Linked DNA regions of Homo sapiens: region 2 is linked to region 1. The links are chromatin loops, found by intact Hi-C in ENCODE. Cell type or tissue: CD4-positive, alpha-beta T cell. All regions are shown on one strand. Each heading gives the region's core, and the rest is flanking DNA. Links, peaks and the distances in the headings are about the cores only. Region 1 overlaps FBXW7 (F-box and WD repeat domain containing 7). Region 2 has its middle 61 kb from the start of MIR4453.

Region 1 (2,826 bases), core at 95-2,594:
CAAAGGAATATATAGAATGGGTACGGTAGCTCATGCCTGTAATCCCAGCACTTTGGGAGGCCAAGGTGGGTGGATCACCTGAGGTCAGGAGTTCGAGACCAGCCTGGCCAACATGGCGAAACCCTGTCTCTACTAAAAATACAAAAATTAACCAGCCATGGTGGCAAGCACCTGTAATCCCAGCTACTTGGGAAGCTGAGGCAGGAGAATCACTTGAACCTGGGAGACAGAAGCTGCAGTGAGCTGAGATCGCGCCACTGCACTCTAGTGTGGGTGACAGAGCGAGACTCTGTCTCAAAAAAAAAAAAAAAAAGTATAAAGCCCAATTAAATGGATGAAGAAAAGAAAACATGAATTCTAGTTAACAAAATTAAACATAGTAATGACAACAAAAATACCAAAAAGACTGGGAAACTATAAGAGCTAAGACCAACATTCTAAATATCTAGAGAAAGGAAGATTTTTGTATTAGTAAAAATAACTTTTTAAAAAAGAGTAAAAGAAAAACATATATAACATAAAACAACAGTAAATACAACATATCAGTTAGATTAAACATACTAGTTATGTCAAGATAAGTAAATAGGCTTAACCTTCCTATTAGAAAAAGTTTCAAATTGCCTATGTGAAAAATATAATTAAAATAACTATAAGCATAGCGATCTGACTATATACCTTCACTGGGCTATACGCTATAAATAAAAAACTGCATAGAAATCTTAAACTTTATTGAGATTATTATTAGTAGTGGTATTGCTATAGTAATTCCAATGTTATATCATGTATAAGACAGAGCAAATGAATAAACATATATTGATGTTATTGGTAAACTGGATCTTCATTATGGAAGAGGAATATGAAACAAGGAAAGAAAAGAACCTTGGTGTCACTAGGAATTCAAATATCACTAGTTTTTAAAAGTATATTTTCTTATTCTGTCTAATGAAAAGAACCAATAGAAGCAATGACACCCAGTAATGCATCCATGATGTTGGCTTCCAAATACCATTCCCCACTAAGAGAAACAAGAACTTTTGGTAAAATAGCCAAGTCCAGGTCTGGGGTAAGAAAACCATAAGGTAAGGAGAGAATGTTTTGTTGTGCCACAAAGCAAACTGGTGCTATAAAAATGAGGGGGCATGTCAAAGAAACAGAAACCAGACTGATTGAGTTCTCGCTGGCTAAATTTTAACAATTTGAGTCACCAAAGGATACACAGTCATGCGTCACATAACCACAGGGATATCTTCTGAGAAATGTGTTTGTTAGGCTATTCCCTCACTGTGCTAACATCACAGAGTGTATTTACACAAGCCTACACGGTATAGCCCATTGCTCCTAGGCTACAAACCTGTATACCATATTACTGTACTGAATACTGCCTGGTAACTGTAACATGGTGCGTCTGAGAATATCTAGACATAGAAAAGGTACAGTAAAAATACAGTATAAAAGATTTTTTAAAATCATATGCCTATATAGGGCACTTACTATGAATGGAGCTTACAGGACTGGAAGCTGCTCTGGGTGAGTTAATGATTGAGTGAAGAGTGAATGTGAAGGCCTAGGTCGTTACTGCACACGGCTGTAGGCTTTGTAAATATACACTCAAACCACACTACATCTATTTTTAAACATTTTCTTTCTTCAATAATAAACCTTAGCTCATATAAACTTTTTAGTTTTTAAACTTTTCTGACTTTTGTAATAACATTTAGCGTAAAACTAACATATTGTACAGCTGCACAAAAATATTTTCTTTCCTTTTATCTTTATTTTACAAGCCTTTTCTATTTTAAAAAATTCCTGTTTTACTTTTAAAACTGTTTTGCTAAAACCTAAGACACAAACAAACACATTAGACTAGCCCTACACAGGGTCAGGATCATCAGTATCACTGTCTTCCACCTCCACATACTGTCTCACTGGAAGGTCTTCAGGGACAATAACATGCACAGAGCTGTCATCTCCTATAATAACAATGTCTCTGGAGTACGTCCTGAAGGAACTGCCTGAGGCTGTTTTGCAGTTAACTTTTTTTTTTAATAAGTAGAAGTACATTCAAAATAACAACAAAAAGTATAGCATAGTAAATACATAAACCGTTAACATAGCTGTTTATTATTATTATCAAGTATTATGTACTGTACACAATTATATGTGCTATACTTTTAGACTGGCAGCACAGTAGATTTGACTTACACTAACATCACTACAAACATGTAATATGTTGGTTGTGACGTTAGTCCTAACATGTTATAACAGCTACAACGTCACTATGCGATAGAAATTTTTCAGCTCCATTATAATCTCATGGGATCAATGTCGTATATGCAGTGCATGACTACATAACAATAATGGATTTTAGTTCACCGAATTAATGAAGAAACCATGAGCCCTTAGTGAAAGGACAGAAACTCCTTTACAGAAAGAAGAATGCCAGCTAATAAATGTGGAAAGAATAATAGATGTAGAAAATCATTTTGCAAGCATCAATGTAACCAATAATTCAGGCATAAATCAATAATGGATGTTAAAAACACTGGGTGAAAGGCTGTTGAGAAACAATGTTTACTCAGTCTCAAGGCATTACCCCACAGATTAATGATTAATTATCAAGGGGAAAAGGATACTTTTACAATAGAGAAATCAGGTCACACCACCTTAACCAAGTAATCAAACTAAACATCATAAATAATGGACCAAACTAATAATTCAGAGGATAAAATAAACAAACTTTAAGTACATACAAATATCAACATGAATAAATCTTGATGTAAATAAACACTGAGTGAAAAAAGCAAGTTAAAAAGTTATGCCAACAGT
Region 2 (2,826 bases), core at 43-2,542, 110 kb after region 1:
CATATGTGTTGGTTTTTCTTGATTATTGAAGTAAATCATGTTCAAGAAAGAAATGTTGAAAAATAAGAAATCTTGAAAAAAATCATTCTTAATTCAGTCATTCAGATAACCATTCTAACATTGTAGTGTACTTTGTACCATTTTTTTTTACACTATTGGCATTATAACATGAAATCAGTTTGCCCTTCTGCTTTCTTATGTAAAATTATCTTGTACATGCTGGACATTTAGTTGCTCCTTTTTGTGATTATAAATAATGTTCCAGTGAATATTCTTCTATGCAATGTTTAGTCTATATCTCTGATTATTTCTTTAAGGCAGATTTCAGGAGGTAGGATTTCTAGATCAAAAGACGTAAATAAATAAATAAACAGTGTAGCATTTAAACAAAGATTTTCTGGGTTCATTGGAAAACACACTGCTGGGCTTACTGGTTGTATACCGCTGTTTCTGGGTAAGAAAAAACACTGCCATCAGCTTTCCTCATACCAACTCTTCTTAACACTAAGGTAGCTGGTTTGATGCTTTCTCTAGTGGGGAGACGATGGGATGAAGGGACCCATGCTGTCCAGCTTCCTCTTGTTCCTTCTGATCTTCTTCCTCACATCTCTACCCTGTTCTGTGCCCTGGATGCTGATCTTTGTGAAATACATTAACGGGCTCCCTTTGCTGATGCAGCTCAGTCAGTTTCAACCAACGGGAGACTCTGGCTGTGGATTGGAGGGTGGGAGGATGAAGAAAAAGGGACTTTATTCCTCAGGTGCTCCCTGAAGAATTGTTGTGGGTTGTCTGCATCTTTTTCTTTTCTTATCTGCATTTTTTTGGTGTCATGAAATATACATAATATTTAACATCTTAACCGTTTTTAGATGTACAAATCACAATGTCAAGCAACCATCACTACTACCCATTTCCCAAACCTTTCATCATCCCCAATAGAAATCCATACCCACTAAACAATAACTGCCCATTATCCACCCTCCTCCCAGCTCCCGGTAACCTTTATTCTATTTTCTGTGTCTATGAATTTGACTTTTCTGCGTACCTCATATAAGTGGGGAATCATATAACATTTGTCCTTTTACGTCTGGCTTATTTCATTTAGCATAATGTTTTCAAGGTTTAACCATGTTGTCATATACAGGAGGATTTCCTTCCTTTTTAAGGCCGAATAATATATTATTGTATGTATATATGCCACATTTTGTTTCTCCATTCATCTATTGATGGATTTGGGTTGTTTCCACCTTTTGGCTATTGTGAATGATGCTGCTATAAATGTTGATGTACAATGCCTGCATCCTTTTACGAGGCCAGAAATCCTGCCAGGTGGCCCTGTCCATTCAGCTACCCTGTGTTTGTTCCAATAACTGCTCCTTTTCCTTGGCCCTTTGGGCCTAAAGCGGTGGTGGCCCCCTACTGTTTCTTATCCTGGAAGATGGCATCATCCCTTGTGGGTTTCTCTACACCCTATCCATGACTTTGTACGTCTTCTCTATTAATTTCTTCAAATTACCCAGTTTGAGTATGCCATCTATTCTCTGCCAGGATTCTGACTTTCACAGAAATTTTGCTGTAAACTGTCTTCACTTTAGACCTCTCAAGATGTACCTGAGTATATGGCCAATGCATCCCATCAGTAGATCCTGACAAACATCTGGAACTTCAAAATAATACCAATGCTCAGGCCTCTTTCCACTGCCATTGATTCAAAATATCTAGTGCTACGACCTGGAAAATTTTCATTATAAAGATGTTTCTCAGCGATTCTAATGCTGGGAAGTTCTAACATGAGTCCCTGCCATTTCAACTCTTGTTGCAGCCCTGACCTGAGACGTAGTTCTAGGTCTATTTTAAGAACTTAGGCCAATTATCCTAAGTGAATTAATGCAGAAACAGAAAACCGAATACCCCATGTTTTTGCTTATAAGTGGGAGCTAAACATGGACACGAAGATGGAAACAATAAACACTGGAGATTCCAAAAGCCAGGAGGGAGTGAGAGGGATAAGAGTTAAAAAACCACCTATCGGTTACCACGTTCACTGCTTGAGCAATGGGATCATTAGAAGCCCAAACTTCAGCATCCCCATGTAACAAACCTGCACATGTGCCTCCTGAATCTAAAATTAAAAAATGAAAATGCCCGGCTGCAGTGGCTCACGCCTGTAATCCCAGCACTTTGGGAGGCCGAGGCAAGCAGATCACTTGAGGTCAGGAGTTCAAGATGGCCAACATGGTGGAACTTCATCTCTACTAAAAATACAAAATTAATTAATTAATTAATTAAAATATAAAAGAAGAATTTAGGCCAGCATTTCTGAACTAAAATAGTCAAGGTGAAAGTATTTGAAAATTAATCACACTTTATTCACATGCACATTCTAAATTCACTTTGTTTCATATGGGGTTGTCTTCAAAATGATCAAGCTGTTAGGAAGAACAAAGAATTACTTTCATACCTGGAGATTGTCTTCTAAGCTGCCAAAATCTTGTCCATTGTTCTCTAGGCACCGTCTTACTGTGTACCAGATTTTTTATGATTATGATTCTATGGTAGCAGTAAAGTGCTAAGTCTGAGGAGATACCAGCATGCAACCTACATACTTCTAAAGGTTGCTTAACTAACAATACTTCTTGTGCATATCTCCCAAGGTGTACAAATACAGCTGTCCTGAAGTAGAATGTCAAAAGCCACACTAGATAGCATTTCCATTCCTTTCTGGCAAACTGGCTGCAAATTTGAATAGTATTCAGAGATGAGTGGGGAGCTGAAAGGCGATATAAAAAAACAGACTTTACCTCAATATTTTGCCAAAGGCAACTT

Evidence for each region. A loop is a pair of places that touch in the nucleus more often than their neighbours do. Peaks named below come from ENCODE experiments on the same cell type or tissue, not always from the same donor. Only the 100,000 strongest peaks of a DNase experiment are listed, where the experiment ranks them.
Region 2: a loop joins it to region 1, with 13 times the contacts of the local background. A loop is called at or near these places in 1 of 110 quality-filtered maps.

What each region holds. Positions count from the first base shown.
Region 1 is chr4:152,484,666-152,487,491 of GRCh38, forward strand. All of the region lies in intron 2 of FBXW7 (F-box and WD repeat domain containing 7), which reads right to left. Among named protein-coding and RNA genes, the nearest start is that of MIR3140, 3.3 kb to the right of the region's middle. RefSeq lists an enhancer at 1,311-1,580. In CD4-positive, alpha-beta T cell, for the core only: no CTCF peak of the experiment used is centred there; a DNase peak (open chromatin) is centred at 1,226.
Region 2 is chr4:152,596,055-152,598,880 of GRCh38, forward strand. No RefSeq gene overlaps it. Among named protein-coding and RNA genes, the nearest start is that of MIR4453, 61 kb to the left of the region's middle. In CD4-positive, alpha-beta T cell, for the core only: no CTCF peak of the experiment used is centred there; no DNase peak of the experiment used is centred there.